Regions from separate parts of the Homo sapiens genome. Here region 2 is linked to region 1. The links are chromatin loops, found by intact Hi-C in ENCODE. Cell type or tissue: MCF 10A. All regions are shown on one strand. Each heading gives the region's core, and the rest is flanking DNA. Links, peaks and the distances in the headings are about the cores only. Region 1 has its middle 33 kb from the start of CYCS. Region 2 overlaps PALS2 (protein associated with LIN7 2, MAGUK p55 family member).

The links. A loop is a pair of places that touch in the nucleus more often than their neighbours do. Peaks named below come from ENCODE experiments on the same cell type or tissue, not always from the same donor. Only the 100,000 strongest peaks of a DNase experiment are listed, where the experiment ranks them.
Region 2: it touches region 1 in a loop (5-fold over the local background); 8 of 110 quality-filtered maps call a loop at or near these places.

What each region holds. Positions count from the first base shown.
Region 1 is chr7:25,088,384-25,096,728 of GRCh38, reverse strand. No RefSeq gene overlaps it. Among named protein-coding and RNA genes, the nearest start is that of CYCS, 33 kb to the left of the region's middle. RefSeq lists enhancers at 2,420-2,499, 2,520-2,569. In MCF 10A, for the core only: CTCF peaks have their summits at 2,316 and 3,232 (motif pointing right); DNase peaks (open chromatin) are centred at 2,318 and 3,218.
Region 2 is chr7:24,662,017-24,670,361 of GRCh38, reverse strand. PALS2 (protein associated with LIN7 2, MAGUK p55 family member) reads right to left here. Exons shown (of 12, transcript NM_001303037.2): 6 at 6,641-6,772; 7 at 4,675-4,774; 8 at 4,273-4,341; 9 at 1,702-1,863. Among named protein-coding and RNA genes, the nearest start is that of GSDME, 91 kb to the left of the region's middle. In MCF 10A, for the core only: a CTCF peak has its summit at 4,514 (motif pointing right); a DNase peak (open chromatin) is centred at 4,511.

The sequences.
Region 1 (8,345 bases), core at 87-8,086:
GTCCGGGCACGGTGGCTGACGCCTGTAATCCCAGCACTTTGGGAGGCTGAGGGGGTGGATCACCCAAGGTCAGGAGTTCAAGTCCAGCCTGACCAACATGGTGAAACCCCGTCTCTACTAAAAATACAAAAATTAGCTGGGCATGGTGGCGGGTGCCTGTAATCCCAGCCACTCAGGAGGCTGAGGCCGGAGAATTGCTCGAACCCAGGTGGCAGAGGTTGCAGTGAGCCAAAATTGCGCCATTGCACTCCAGCCTGGGTGACAAGAGCGAAACTCCATCTCAAAAAAAAAAAAAAAAGAAAGAAAGAAAGAAATGAAAAAAGAAATGAGGCCCAAGGACAGTTTTAGGGAGCTAGGAAATAAAACCCAAGAAAGGCAATGACAGGATAGGGAGGATAGATGTCATTTGGAAAAGGAAAGAGTAAGAGAGTAGTATCAAATGCTGCAGAAAAAAACAAAAAGGACAAGGACTGGATTTTTCCATTTAAAAATCACCAATGACATTCGAGAGGACAAGTTTCAACAGATACGTTGGGTTAGAAGTTAAATATTAACCAGTTAACCCGTAGGTGGCCCTGGAACATCTTGTCATATCAGGAGCAAGAAAACCCTCATCTTGGAAGTCAACTTGAAAAGGATAACACTGGCCAAAGATGGGTTAATATGAGTGTCAATAAGGATAGTAATGGTATTAGTTCTCTATTGCTGCTGTAAAAAATTGCCACAATTTAGTGGCTTAAAACAACACAAAGTGGCACTTCTATAGGTTAGAAATCCAACCCATGTCTCACTGAGCTCACATCAAAATGTCAGCAGGGCTGTGTTCCTTCCTGCAATTCTAGGGAAAAATCTGTTTCCTTGCCATTTTCCAGCTCCTAGAGGTTGTTGCCTGCATTCCTTGGCTGGTGGCCACCTTCCTCCATCTTCAAAGCCAGCAATGGTAGAGTCTTCATATTACATCACTCTGCCCTCCTCTTTTGCCTGCCTTATCTATTTGTAAAGACCTTTGTGATTACGTTTGGCCCACTGGGATAATCCGGGCTAATCTCCCTATTTTAAGGTCAGCTGATAAGTAACCTTAATTCCATCTGGAATCTTAATTCCTCTTTGCCACATAACAGCATACAAGTTCCTGGGATTAGGACATAGATCTCTTTGGGGGAAGCATTATTCTGTCTACCACAGCACTACAACAGATTGACACACATCAAATATGTTTAAATGCATGAGTTCAAGATAATATTATATTAAGACAAACAAACAAAACTCACTGCCAGGAAACTGACACAGTGCTTTTGAAAACTGGTAAATAAAGAGAAACGATCAACTATTTGTCCTGCCTTTCCTGTAAGGACTCTTACCTTGGTAACCAAAAAGTTGATAAAGTTTTCTTTATAAAAGTTACTACCTGGAAAGCTAATACATGAGCAGCAGGTGCCACCATTTCCCAATGCTCAGTGAATTAATGAATCTGAGCAGTGATTATCAGTGATGGCTAACATCACAAAAACAAAACAGATATCAGGATATTCTGTCTTCTGACAGGAATACAGAATACCACCTGCAACTCCTTCTTGCCAACACAACTGATCCCAAAACTAGTGAAGCCTCCAGCTTCAACCAACAGTTTACAGGAAATACAGGGGATAAAGGAACACACGAAATGACCACATAGGTGCAGTGAACAAAACCCAGACTGTGGGAAAGTCCACGGGACAAATGACCTATTTCTTCAAGAAATCGTAAGAACAACAACAACAAAGATAGAGGGCAACTTATTGTTGGAAGACTTAAAAATGAAACATATCAACAATGACAATGCATGGATTTTATTTGGGTCCAAATTCAAGCCAACTAACTTAATAATTTATAAGGCAATTAGGAAAATGTAAATAATGACTGCATGAATAACTGATGATATTAAGAAAGTGTTTGATTTTCTCAGGTGTTCCAATGAAATATTTACAGATTAAATGACATAATGTCTGGGATTTGCATCAAAATAACCTAGAGGCAAGGCCAGGAGTAGGTTGGGGAACAGATGAAACAAGAGTGGACAAGATGGAGACGATTACCATAAACTGATAATTGTTGAAGCCAGGTAATGGGTTCAGGGAGTTTCATTATACTGCTTTCTTTCTCTTTTTAAAAATACTTGCAGTTGTCTACAGTTAAAGAAAAATATCATTTAAAAAGGTGGTTGAGCCCGGGCGCAGTGGCTCACGCTTGTATTCGTGTTTCCACTGAGTCAGCTGCAGGCTGAGGGGAGAAAGCTCTGCCTGATCTAAGTACTGCATTACATTTTGTGTCCACTGGGCGGCAATATCAACATTTGATCCTGCCTGCCACTAAATCCTCAGGAGGCAGCAGTGCCAGATTACATCTGTGTCTGTGAAGTTCCACCTTTCCCGCTTCTGATCATTTTCTTCCCCCATTCTCCACCCTGTCAAACGTGGAGCTGCCAGAGCCACGGTGACTGGGAAAGAGGAGCAGACGGTACAGGCTAGGAAACAGAGAGGAGGCTGATCTTCCCACCTTTCCTCAAGTTGGGGTAGAGGAAAGGCTTTCATCTTAAAGACTTGCATTTTTGTTTTGTTTTGTTTTGTTTGTTTTGTTTGTTTGTTTGTTTGTTTTTTGAGACGGAGTCTCGCTCTATTGCCCAGGCTGGAGTGCAGTGGCGCGATCTCGGCTCACTGCAAGCTCTGCCTCCCGGGTTTATGCCATTCTCCTGCCTCAGCCTCCTGAGTAGCTGGGACTACAGGCGCCCGCCACCATGCCCGGCCAATTTTTTGTATTTTTAGTAGAGACGGGGTTTCACCGTGTTAGCCAGGATGGTCTCGATCTCCTGACCTCGTGATCCGCCCGCCTCGGCCTGCCAAAGTGCTGGGATTACAGGCGTGAGCCACCGCGCCCGGCCTAAAGATTTGCATTTTGACTAATGCATGAGATAAAATTTTAACTAGTGGCTTGGCCCTAGACAAGACCAGAGGATTTTTTTTTATTACCTAAGAGTAGAGCTGATACTGAGCCAGTCCACACCATTATGGCCGGACCCATTGTCAAAATACTCAAATCTCCTGTACTAGTTGGTAAATAGCCCCAGCCTGCACCCCTGGTGTTCACTCACCCACCGCCCTGGCTGCCATGACCCTGATGCTGGAACCCTCCATGAGCCCTGCCATGCAGAAACTAAAGAGGTCACACTTGGCCCAGCAGGGGGCCCCCAAGAGCTGCTCCACTTTGGCCAGTGTGAGTTCCAATTGGGGTTGCAGCTGAAACAATTATTAAGATTGGCCAGAGAAATCACGGGACAGGGAAGGGCAGGAACCAGTCCCACTAAGCCTGTGGGGGAAAGGAATAAAGTTATTTTCACTGTACTTCCTTTTGGTTAAAGTACTGATTACACAATTATTGACATACTTAGGAAAATCAACAACCACAATGACAAAATGAAGGAAATGAAAAAGTCAGAGTTGCAGGGTATAAGATACACCTATGCAAATAAACTGCATTTCTACACCAAGTTAAATTTTAAATGATTAAAAATTCCATTCATAACAGCAAAAAGGCACTAGTAATTCAAGACAGGAGATTTTGTCAAGGAAGTAATTTCTTTTTTTTTTTTTTTTTGAGACGGAGTATCGCTTTGTCGCCCAGGCTGGAGTGCTGTGGCGCGATCTCGGCTGTTTGCAACCTCTGCCTCCCGAGTGAAAGCGATTCTCCTGCCTCAGCCTCCTGAGTAGCTGGGATTACAGGCGCACGCCACTGTGCCCGGCTAATTTTTGTATTTTTAGTAGAGACGGGGTTTCACATGTTGGTCAGGCTGGTCTCTAACACCTGACCTCGTGATCCGCCCGCCTCAGCCTCCCAAAGTGCTGGGATTATAGGCATAAACTACCGCGCCCGGCCGGAAGTAATTTCTAAATCCCGGGAGAAGATAGAAAAAAAAAAAAAGCAAGCCACATGAGCATGAATGGAAGAAGACTAAACATGGGAAGATGGTAATAGGATCTAGGTCACTGGTTTTCAAAGCACGTTCCTTGGATCAGCTTCTCTACTAAGAACTTGAATATGGTATCTCTCACCCTTCACAGCATCCCTATCGGCTGGACATCATCACCCACACTTACCAATGAGGAATGGAGGTTAGAGGGGGTAAAGTGCTCAGCGCCTGAGGTCCCTCCCAGAGTTTCTAAGTGGCAGCACCAGGGTTCAAATACAGCTCTGCTTGACTCCAAAGCTATATTTTTCCTACCAAACAAGGCTGCCTCCCAATTTTAATAGGATGTGGTAAAAATAATTTCGTAGATGGTAAAGAGCTACAGAATCGAATCCTGATTAAGTACAGCATGCTCTACTCCCCTGCTCCTGAATGCCAAGAAGCCCTAGGCACTTCCACACGTCTTATGTGTGTCACTTTCTTTGGGTTTCTATTAGCACAAGTTTAGATCACAACATTTTCAGAGCTGGTAAATCAACTGATTTGCTTGCATTTGAGCAGGAAACGTAGGCTGAGTACCTTATGGCCAATCGGTTCTCACTGCAAAAGGGCAAACCAAATTGCATCACTGGCTACACTGGAACCAGAGGAAGAAGACGACTTCAATGAAGAACTCAGACCATTGTCTGAGTGGGCTCACATGCTGGCTCCATTCAAACAAACCTGTTCTAGCACAGCTCAAATTGGCCCCTCTCTGTCCTTAGCAAAGCATAGGAGAGAGGATGTATTTCACCTTGGTAGCCACATCAGGTGACAGATTTTAATCCCCTGGGGAAAATACTCAAGATTAATGTGGCCAGTTGGGTGACAGTGCTGAATTACCTCACGCTCAGATTTCTTTCACAGATCAAGTGCTAATTAACATGATATAGACCAGTGACATATTGTAGCTATGGTAATTTCCAGGAAAAAGTCCATGCCTATGTATATACGTATATATATGTACGTTCCTACATATATATAAAAGTACATATATATAATTTTCTTTTTAAAAATTTACCCTTTTAACATTTGTTTTAAAAATTATCTTAAGCAGAATCATATGAGTTTACTAATATTATATTCTGTATTTCAGCTTTTAAAAATCCTGGGTCTTCCGTTTAACAAAATTTAACAAGATTTGCCAATCTTGCCTTTGTTCACGACCAATATTCCCCAAAGCCCCTGGTTTCACTAACACTAATTATAAATGGGCTTTTGATGGTTCAACTGTTCCCTATGGCAAGATGAAAAGGCTTCCAGAGAGAAGGCAAATCTCAGATTCTTTGTCCTTGTATCCTTTTTCTTCTCTCAGAAGTGCTTTTACCTGACATCTCAAGAGTTAGAAATTCACAATCTAGTAGAAAAAGTAACACCCACTACCAGATTAACAATTAATTCAGCACTGCCCACGGAGTGAATCACAGGATTTCCAGTAGTGCACAGAATACTCAATGGGACTTCACTGCTGGCTGTAGCTAATATAGCTGGGGAGAAGTCCAGGAACAGAATTAAGAAAAGGAAGGAAGTTTCTCTTGTGAGGACAGTCAAGCAGGTTTAATGCATCCTTAAAATTACACATTTTAAATGATTAGTATTTAAAGAGAAAATGTATATGATTCTCTCTTTCATAATTCTAAGATTTTCAGTCTTCATTTTCTTATCTGTCTCCTTTTTGATCTGTAAAAAACCACATTTTATCCAGAGAAGCCTGGGAGATGGGTCAAAGGTTTGTGCCCTGCCTCAGAAATTTTCAACATCAGCTCACAGTCACATATGTCAGCAGCTGTTGCACCTTGCACTTGAGTTAGGGGGCCGTCTTCTAAATCAGGACTTCCCTAGGGCACATGAGAAGCCAAGGGCAAGAAGAGCTCATTTTTCAGGCGTCTTTCTGATCATATTAGAAATGTTTAAAATAAGGACAGGCTCTGATATCATTAGATTTAAGGCCCGAATGTCATTTCAGTCTCAAGAGGACTCTTAAAAATAGGCCATTATATGGAGAGCACTTGCAAGGCTCCAGGGGAAAAGGTGCTCAGAGTAAAAAGGATTATGATATTTAACAGGCACATTTTGCACATTCTAAGAAGTTGGGGGCGAGGGAGAAGCATTACCAAGTCCATCATTGTGCATATATTACAGCATATAAAGGTTGCCATTGTACTTGAGTTTGAGTTTCCGTCTGTCAAGGTTACATTGACACACGTACATTTGCTATCAGGAATGTCTGGACTCCCTTGACAATGAGAAAAGAAAACACTTCTGTGCTTATGGTTGTTGGTAACAATAATGGGGTTGAAATCTGTCAAAGCTGGGGGTGAATGGTGAGGAGGGCCCTTGCACTAAGTCACATATAGTTAAGCTGTGAGTGGCGCACTTGGGAGGGTGTGTTATCCTATCCCACAAAAGAGGAGGGCTGACTTGTGTACCTAGCATTCAGCAGCTTCAGGGTCTTTTCCTGTCACTGCAATTTTCTATACGTGATCTTTAGAGTTTTCACTATTACAGCTTTTCTATCTCTAATAATGGAGCAATCTAGCTTCTTCACATTTGTGTTGATAGTGTGTTATGTGTACTTGTTCTGGCCTGATCTAGCAAATGAAGTTTGCTAGCTGTCCTCTAGCAAACACACTGAAATGCAACATTCACCTCAAGACCTTTGCTAAAGATGTTTTTCTTCCTTGAGACAAAGTGTTGCTCTGTCCCCCAGGCTAGAGTGCAGTGGTGCGATCTCTGCTCACTGCAGCCTCTGCCTCCCAGGTTCATGCTATTCTCCTGCCTCAGCCTCTCAAGTAGCTGGGATTATAGGCGTGTGCCACTATACCTGGCTATAATTTTTGTATTTTTTAGTAGAGACGGAGTTTCACCATATTGACCTGGCTGGTCTTGAACTCCTGACCTCAAGTGATGCACCCACCTCAGCCTCCCAAAGTGCTGGGATTATAGGACAGGTATGAGCCACTGCTTCTGGCCTAAAGATTTGATCAAAAAGACAGAAAGCTCTGTGACTTTGGTGAGCCTTTGAGCCTCTGTTTACTTGTGAGAATGATATTCATAATATCCACTTCTTATGGTTGTGATAACATGATAGGACTGTAGTTTGGATTATCTGGGTCTTTTTTAAAGCTAGAAAAAAAAGTCTGGCTAGGCACGGTGGCTCATGCCTATAATCCCAGTACTTTGGGAGGCCAAGGTGGGCGGATCGCCTGAGGTCAGGAGTTCAAGACCAGCCTGGCCAACATGGTAAAACCCCGTCACTACTAAAAATACAAAAATTAGCCCAGCATGGTAGCAGGCGCCTGTAATCCCAGCTACTCAGGAGGCTGAGGCAGGAGAATTGCTTGACCCTGGGAGGCGGAGGTTGCAGTGAGCTGAGGTCGCACCATTGCACTCCAGCCTGAGCGACAGAGCAAGACTCCATCTTAAAAAAAAAAAAAGAAAAAGAAAAAAAAATTCCTCTGAAAGTTCCTGGCAGTCTTTTGTCTCTAGAAGTAGAGGAGCTATCGATCCACCTTTGGAGGAGTCTTGCTTTATTTTGAAAAGAAAAAAACACCAGAAGGGACAATTTTACTTTAAAAACAGCAAATCTCCGGTATAAGTGCGTTTGTATATACAGTGATGCGCCACTTAACGATGGGAATATGTTCTGAGAAATGCATAGTTAGGTGATTTCATCATTGTATGAACATCATACAGTGTACTTACACAAACCTAGGTAGTGTAGGTTTAGTAAAGGCTACTGCACACCCAGGCTAGATGCTATAGCCTATTGCTCCTAGGCTACAAACCTGTATGGCATGGTACTCTACTGAATTCTGTAGGCAATTATAACACAACAGCAAGTATTTGTGTATCTGAACATATCCAAACATAGAAAGGGTACAGTAAAAATATGGTATTACGATCTTATGGAACCATAGTTGTATAGGTGGCTCGCCATTGGCCAAAATGTCATGCAGCATATGACTGTACTAATGCATTTAATCTTTCCAACATTTAGAATTGTTATATTTATTTGATTTAACAAGTATTTAGTTGCACTTATATGCCAGTTATTGATCTAAGTGCTTTGCAAATTTTAACCCATTCGATCTTCATAGCAACTCATATTACAGGTATGAAGTAAAATCACTTGCTCAAGGCTGCATAGCTAATAGGGAACAGGCCAGGATTCACACTCAGGTAGGCTAGCAGCAGAGCCCGTGCACTTAGCCACTCTGCCACACCCCAGACGCTCTGAGTGTAGTGTCTGCCCTGTTTACCACCATATCCTAGCCCCTAGAAAAGTAACTGGACTCTAGCAGGCACTCCAATATTGATTGAGCCTGGCTGCCTGGCACCATTCTAAAACACTTTATCCGTAACA
Region 2 (8,345 bases), core at 14-8,013, 430 kb after region 1:
CAGAGGTCTCCAGGAAAAAAAAAAAGAACCTGACTTACTGGATAAACAAGTCTTTAGTTTAAAAAACAACAAAAAACTGTATACACATATATATATAAAATCAGGTAGTATAAAGAAAAACAGAACTCCAGAGATTCCTGGGTCACAGAAGGGGAAAGGGCTGTTCAAGAAAGTGAAATTGAACTAACTGAAAATACAGCTATCTTTATATTGGAAGGACAGTCAGGAAGTCAACAGATAAGGCCTAAACTGCATAAAGCAGGAAACAGCAGACTAAAGACATTATTAAGAAATATGGAACACAACCAAAAGAAATAGCAAAAACAATGAAAAGTGACTGTTTTTCATAAGTGAGGCAGGGGAAGAGAAGGGGTTATTTTTTTCCCCATTATATGTCTTTAAGAACTACTTGCTAAAAATATTGGGCACATATGAATTTGATAAAAGCGAAAAACTTTTTACTTCACAAGTGCAGCTTTAACATACGTTGATTACAGTGAAGTTTTTGTTCTGTTAACCACTTTAGTAGGATTTGTCTAAATTTAGTGATTTACAATGCCTGCAGTAGAATCAGAAGATTTACACTGAAGGGATTATAAGTAGCACAGGGGGGCAATGACAAGGCTATTTCCCTAACTTTTAAGAATTTTAGCAATAAGAGTACTCACTGAGAATTAAACCCAAAATATACTGGACAAAACCAGGGAAACTCTAAAATTCAATTAAAAGAGATAGGGTTAAAGTTAGCCTAGGATTTGACTCAAAATAGCTTAAAGGCATTAATATACCTAAAGGAATGCCATGTTAAAAGGGGGCTTGGTCAGAAATAGAAGCACAGCAATGGGAATGAAAGCAATGTTAGCTTATCTCCTGCTTTCTTCAAGGGAGAGAACATCTAAGTTCACAAGTAAAGATCCACGTATTTCAAAAACAAAGACAAATGTTTATTAGTCCCTACAGTCAGAGACAAATGTGTATTAGTCATTACAGTAAATCACTAACATCATCCAATTCCTTGATCTAATTCCATTCTCATCAAGCATACTTCTGACATGATTATTTAACTTTCTATGTAAATATGCAAATAGAGAAATGAATGCAAAGACCATAAAATGAGTGCTTGGTTCACTTAATGGTTATACTTCTCATCAGTACTATTTTATTCTATACATCAGACTCTGTAACCTTAATGAATGCTGCCTGCAGTAAAAGATGAATCACTCTTATGTGCTATCAAAAATCAGGTTTATGACCTTGCATGACTGAGAGCTACAAGCCAGGCCACGTAAGTTCACACAGCTGTTGCCACACTGGGTATGTCCAAGGGTCAGAAGCTTTCCCCTTTTCTTTACACTAAAATGGCTGAAAAATCCAACTTTTTAGATAGACATCAGTACAAGAAAATCCTAAATGCCTATCTTGCCACGAGTCTTAAATGTAGGCATTTAATTCTAACATTTCTGAACTGAATAGTTTAGAGAAGCACTTGCCACCAGACAGCAAGCCAACAGCACTGCAGCACTATTTCAAGACAGCTACAGAATTACTAAATTTTTCAATGTCTTTTACTTGTTCACTTTCACTGCCATAAAGAAAACTTATTTGGGAATAACAATAACTAATGATAATAATCCCCCTTTCCTCCATATGCCCATACTCTTTCCTGCCAATTGCATAGCAAGGAAAACACAGAAAACTTACATGGCACCGTAGTTCCAAATCTAGTGGGATTCAATACTATGAACCTGTTTTTCAAGCTTCTTCGGCCTACACCTTGAGCTCCTATCAATACTAATGTTTTTCTCTGGAAGGGAGGCATTTTGGCTACCTCCTCATATATCTGGATTTCATGACGATCAAATTCTAAATGAAAAAGGAAATGGGAATACAAAGTCAACTTTTATATACATGAAAGAAATCTCTGCAATTCTGTCTAGTAATGGCTTAGCTGTCTTGATAGTTAAATATCACTTGACTTGTACCCACTTAGCATAGATTTGTTTTTACAAATTTGGTAAAGTACAATAAATAATAATTATTTTATTATTGTTTTTAAGACCGGGGCTCACTGTCACCCAGGGTAGAGTATAGTGGTGCAATCTTAGCTCACTGTACCCTTGAACTCCTGGGCTCAATGAAGCCTCCCGAGTAAATGAAACCACAGGTATGAGCCATTATACCCAGCTAATTTTTAATTTTTTTTTTTGTAGAGATGGGATCTTGCTATGTTGCCCAGGCTGGTCTCAAACTGCTGGCCTCAAATGATCCTGCTGCCTCAGTCTCCCAAAGTGCTGGGATTATAGGCATGAGCCACTGTGCCTGCCCCAGTAAATTATTTTATATCTTGCTTTAAACATCTGGTTCCATCCATTTGCCCTTAAAAATTTGTCTAATCGGGCTGGGCATGGTGGCTCATGCCTGTAATCCCAGCACTTTCGCAGGCCGAGGTGGGCGAATCACGAGGTCAAGAGATTGAGACCATCCTGGCCAACATGGTGAAACCTCGTCTCTACTAAAAAAATACAAAAAATTAGCTAGGCGTGGTGGTGTGCGCCTGTAGTCCCAGCTACTCAGGGGGCTGAGGCAGGGGAATCACTTGAACCCAGGAAGCAGAGACTGCAGTAAGACGAGATTGCGCCACTGCACTCCAGCCTGGTGACAGAGCAAGACTCCGTCTCAAAAAAAAAAAAAAAAAAAAAAAAAATTTATCTAATCAAGCTAGAAAAATTCTATGTTTTATCCTTACTTATCAGAGATTCTATCCACTGAAACTTATTATCAATTTGCCAGTAAAAATCCTTTAATATAAATAATCAAATTACAAACCAGTATATATAGAAAGCATGTAGCAAATACGGAGGACAGGAGTAAACCTAGCGTGGTTGCTTAAGTAAGTTCCACAGAACAAGTGACCTTCCAATTATATAAATGAATAAATATTGTATGGCAAATCAACAATTATCAGTTTGATTAGAATTCAACATACTGACATTTACTGACAACATACATTTAAATATTAAGATTTTGAAATTTACATATAAAATAAATTTTAGATCCAACTGTTTCACTAGAAACATAACCCAAAATTATAATCTTAGTCGATGGGAAAATTACAAATTTTCTATTTTGCAAAAAAGCCTTATGGGCATATATTTTATGAATAATAGGGCCAAAGTGATGATTTGAAATATTATATTACCTGTTATTACTGTAACTCTCAATCTGTAGTAATAACACTCCTTCCTTAGCTTATTATCCTAATAGTAACTCTTTCTTTGCACAATTTCCCCACAGTAGATTAAACCAATATTAAGAGAAAGCAAGCCTACTTCTTCCTTCTATATTATTTTCTTTTATGGTGTGCTATTTAGTTTATTACCAGCATAGAGGTAGCTCTGAAGTCAAGAAAGTACTTTTAAAATTGCCAACTCCTTTGATTAAGCCTCCAGAAATTTCTGATTCATAGAGCTGTTTTTTATTTCTGTCATCCTCTGCAACTGGGAAGAATAAATATAGTAGTTTCCATTCTTTCCCTTCTTTCCTATTTATTTATTTTTAATAGCCAATGAGTAGCCAATCCAGGTCTGGGGTCTTATTTTACATTGTTTTTAAAAATCTTTTCAGCTTTACTGAGGTACAACTGACAAACAGGAATTGTATATAAAGTGTACAACTTGATGTTTTCATGAATGTGTACAATGTGAATGATTACCTCGATCAAGCTATTAAACATATCCATCACCTCATATAGTTACCATTTCTTTCTTTTTAAATATATTTCTTTCTGTATGACTAAAAGATTTAAGACAGAATTCTATTAGATCAGACTAAGATTTATTTGGTCCAGTGCTATTTTTCTAAAACTATCATGGTCAGTGTTATGGCAGGATACAGTTGCCCTAAACATAACTCTTTTAACATCTTGACAAAGGCATTCTATCCTTTAGAAATGGCACATAAATTACTATTTCAAAATTCTCTGGACAAATAGTTTCAATTATGATACTGCTTCTTGATTAAGACAAACAAAAATCTTAACCAATTTGTTTTGTGTTGTAAACTATACTCACAAAATAAAGCACATGGTAGTATATATAATGTGGGTTTTAAATAATTTATATTATATTGCACCATGTGTTCATATGTCAGCCCCTTGCAACTAGGTACTAATCTGAATTACACTCACTTAAAGCTGTATATTCAGAGTTTATGCCACACTAAATGACATATAGCTACTTCACTTGGACTTCTCAAAAAGTATTTAAAACCTACCTGCATTTCTGGTTGTGAGATACATCATCTTTTTCTTTTTTTTGCTACTTATAGTTCCACAAAAAGGTCCTGAAGGATGATAAAACAAATATAACTTAAGCAGTATATCAGAATATGAAAAAATTGCCCTATAGTATTTTACAGGGGTGGGAGAATTATCTCCCCAATGTGGCATCCTAGGAAGCAAAAGAGGGTGGAGGTGAGTTAAGCCACTGAATTTTGATACTCTACCAGCAGGTGGCAGAACGGGATCAAAAAAGATTACTTATGAGCGAGAGAAAGCAGAGGGAGGGATTCATTCTAGACATATTTTAAATAAATGCATTTGCTTATTTAGACAAAAGAGACAAAGAAAGGTGGTCACAAAGGACTGCTTGTTACTTATTGTGTCGAGCTCATCACCTGAATTGTCCCAGTCTCTTCTAACAAATGCCTTTCTCTTCTCTTCCAGGAACTGGCTTGGAATGAGACCAGCGCTTCCTCCCTCTTTTACATGGCTAGCCTAGAATCAAATTAATGAATTGTACATCTCAGTGACCAAAATTTGAGACCATATTCTATTAAGTAAGACAAGCAGTGGTCAGTCAAAAAAGTCACATTTGCTCTTAAAAACAACCTTGAGATTTAAATCCATAGCATTGTCAGTTAAGATATTTAAACAATTCAGCACTGAAGAATCAATTGGCACCTAAAATTCTTCATATCTGTCATCTGGTAGTGAAATGTGGGGACCAAAATACAAATTAAATTGCTAAAACTTCTTATTTATGATACTAAGTTAGAAAAGGAAAATGCTATTCTAAATAAGATGTATTAACAGGACATTTTATCTAGCACCCTTTAGTAAGATATTTACTGTCAACCTTAATCCTACTATGTTGGTATTTCAGGCCAAACCAAATGAAAAGGAGATACTATGTGGAATATAAAGTGTAGATTTTAATTTATGCCACCAGGAGTCTGAATATCCCAAGAGTTTGTAAGTTTAAACTAGGCGAAACTTCACCTAATGTAAAACAGCTAACTTAAAATAAGCTCCAAAGAGAAATATTTTAAAATAGTGGCTGGAGAACTGGCTGTTAGTGGTTTATCTCACAAAGTTAGTATTTCTATCCTTACAACTAGCATAGAAAATCTAGTATAACTTTAAGCACTTAAAATCCTGAAAAACAGAATTAAAGTAACCAACTATCAAAATGCAGGGAGAAACTGAGAGAATGGTGACAGGTTAGAAGAGAAAACTAAGAGATCGTATTCATAGGAAAAAGAAAAAAAATGGAAAACTGGAATAATTCAATAAAGGAAACAGCCACAGAGAGATTTTTTAAATGAGGGATCTAAAAAAAGTTCAGGGGAAACCTCTTGAAATCATGGATTCTGTTTAATTTACCCATTTCTTAGCTGTCTCAACACATAGTGCACTTATACATAATGTTTTAAGTTAAATTTAAGGACACATAAGTAAGATTGTTCTCATTCTGTGATTTGTTTCTCCTTAGAAGTAGATCTATAATTTAGAGCTAATGTGAGTTACCAACATCTCAGTTAATTTTAGAATTTGGTGCTAAGTCCTGGATCCTTTCCTCTTACTCCTTGTTCTTTAGTAAAACTCTCATTTGCTTTGATAGTTTAAGGCATTTCAGACTTCCTGACCTGTCAGTTTTTCCAGTTCTGAATATTGTGGTTGTTAGCTAACATAAACCATTACAAAAACAGACTTATTACTGCTGCTAGGGGTTTCTGAAAGCTGCATTAGGAGAAGAAAAAAGAATACCATTAAACAGATCTTCTGAAAAAAGGAGGGAAAAATACAGTGATAATACACATCTCTTTCCATATACACAGATTTTAATCCAAAACCAAACAAAACTGATAGAGTGAACCTCCATTTCCCAATATCTGAGAAGAGGGGAGCAAATAGACATTAAGACCTTAAGAAATGATGCTTTACTTGCTATGAACGAACATGAGGGAGAGGAGACAAGAGACACACTTATTTCACAGTAAAAGTCTCCTACTTAAAATAAACAAAACCCAAGTTATCTTTTGAAAAGGGATGACCCAAGTGAGTTCTTCTTGGCCAATAGCATATTTTAATGCAATTACCCATGTGAAAAAAACCAATTGGTCTAATCCCTAAACCAATGGGTTAGTGCCACAGGCTGGTTAATTCTGCACTTATTAAGTTGCAAATTCCCTCCCAATTTGATCTTATGTCCACAAAATTAGTAGCCACGAAGCAGGAGCTGTTCATGTGGGAAAAATCATTGTAACAAATGCTAATATTCTTCCTGACTATTCAGATATTGATCAGATCTAAGATTAAAATTAGAAAAGTAGCTGAGGAACTTCTGAGAAGCATACTAACCTGCCACCAATTTGGATCTTCTCTATTTACAATCTGAAGAATCTCTCCTTTGGAAAACTTCAATCCTGCTTCTTTGCAAGGTATTAGGTTGTCATTGTATGGATTATAATCAAAATGACACTTCACAAATACCTAAAACACATAGCACAATTAAAAATACTATAGTTGTATCACTTGCCACTGAATTTAAAAAATCCTTGTCAAACCACTCTGATTTAATTGTAACTGACAATGTATTTAGTACTTCAGATAATGAACTTGTCTCTCATAAATGGAAATCAAGTTATTAGAATATTAACAGATTTTGGTATCAGAAAGATAATAAAACTTCTTCTCTACTTTAATATCTAACTTTAAATCAACAAGAGTTTGATAATCATTCTATCCCACCATTCTTCCACTTTTCTTCAATCTTTTCACTTGATTTTCCAACCAACACTGCATAATTTTTAATGCAAGTAAATGCTATGATCCAATTAACATCCTGAAATATAATATAGGTAGTTGATTTAAGGTATATATTTCAGATGTATTAGAACTCTGTGAAAAGGCCCTGAAACCAAAATTAAACAATAAAAGTTGATGTTGAAGTCAGATATGAAATATATTTGGTAGCCTTAAATACTTTTTTAATCATCTTGCTCTGATTTATATGCTCATCTTAAATTTAAATGATCAACATTAAATTCATTGTAAGACAAATACTGAAGAAGTCTCGAAACTATTTTCCATTTTAAATTCATTTGTGTATACACATTTCTTTTACATTTGCATTATTAATAAAAGTATGTCAGTTAACACTGTTAGTTATGATCTCCGAAATTTGGGCTATTTTGCTTATTTGCTTTAATTTAAATTCTAATTAAATTATGCATTTTTGGTATTTGATGGAAGGTTCAGACCAATTGCTGTCTTTCTTTCTTTCTTTTTTTTTTTTTTTTTTTTTTTTTTTTCAGATGGAGTCTCACTCTTTCACCCAGGCTGGAGTGCAGTGGCGTGATCTCTGCTCACCGCAACCTCCGCCTCCCAGGTTCAAGTGATTCTCCTGCCTCAGCCTCCCAAATAGCTGAAATTACAGGCGTGTGCCACCACACCTGGCTAATTTTTGTATTTTTAGTAGAGACCAGGTTTCACCATGTTGGCCAGGCTGGTCTCGAACTCCTGATCTCAAGTCATCTGCCCACCTCAGCCTCCCAAGGTATGGGGATTACAGGCATAAGCCACTGCGCCCAGCCCAACTGCTTTCTTAAAACAGACTTGTTTTATATATATTTATAGAAATTCAAATGTTATCTTCTAAAGAATTGCCTTAGCATTAATCAGCATGTAAACTTTAATAAGAAAGTACACAATTAGTCAAAATAACAATGTTCTTTTTCTATTTGTTTATCATACTTCTGTAACCAACAAAATTCAAATAACACAAGTAGACATATTATATTATTAGTGTGGTAAAAGTATTGTGATCGATGCATACAAAATAATTTTAAAATAACGAAATCTGGGAACATGTAATAAAATCTTAGTTATTTATAATTAGATGATTTTCATAGAAAGCATTCAGAACATTTTCAACTACTCTAGAAAAGCTAAATATTAATCCTTAAATCAGTAGGTCAATAATTTTTTTCCTGATATATAATTTTAGATCTAAAAAGCAAGCATACAAACATTAAGATTGCTAAAGTGTGACAATTGGCTAACT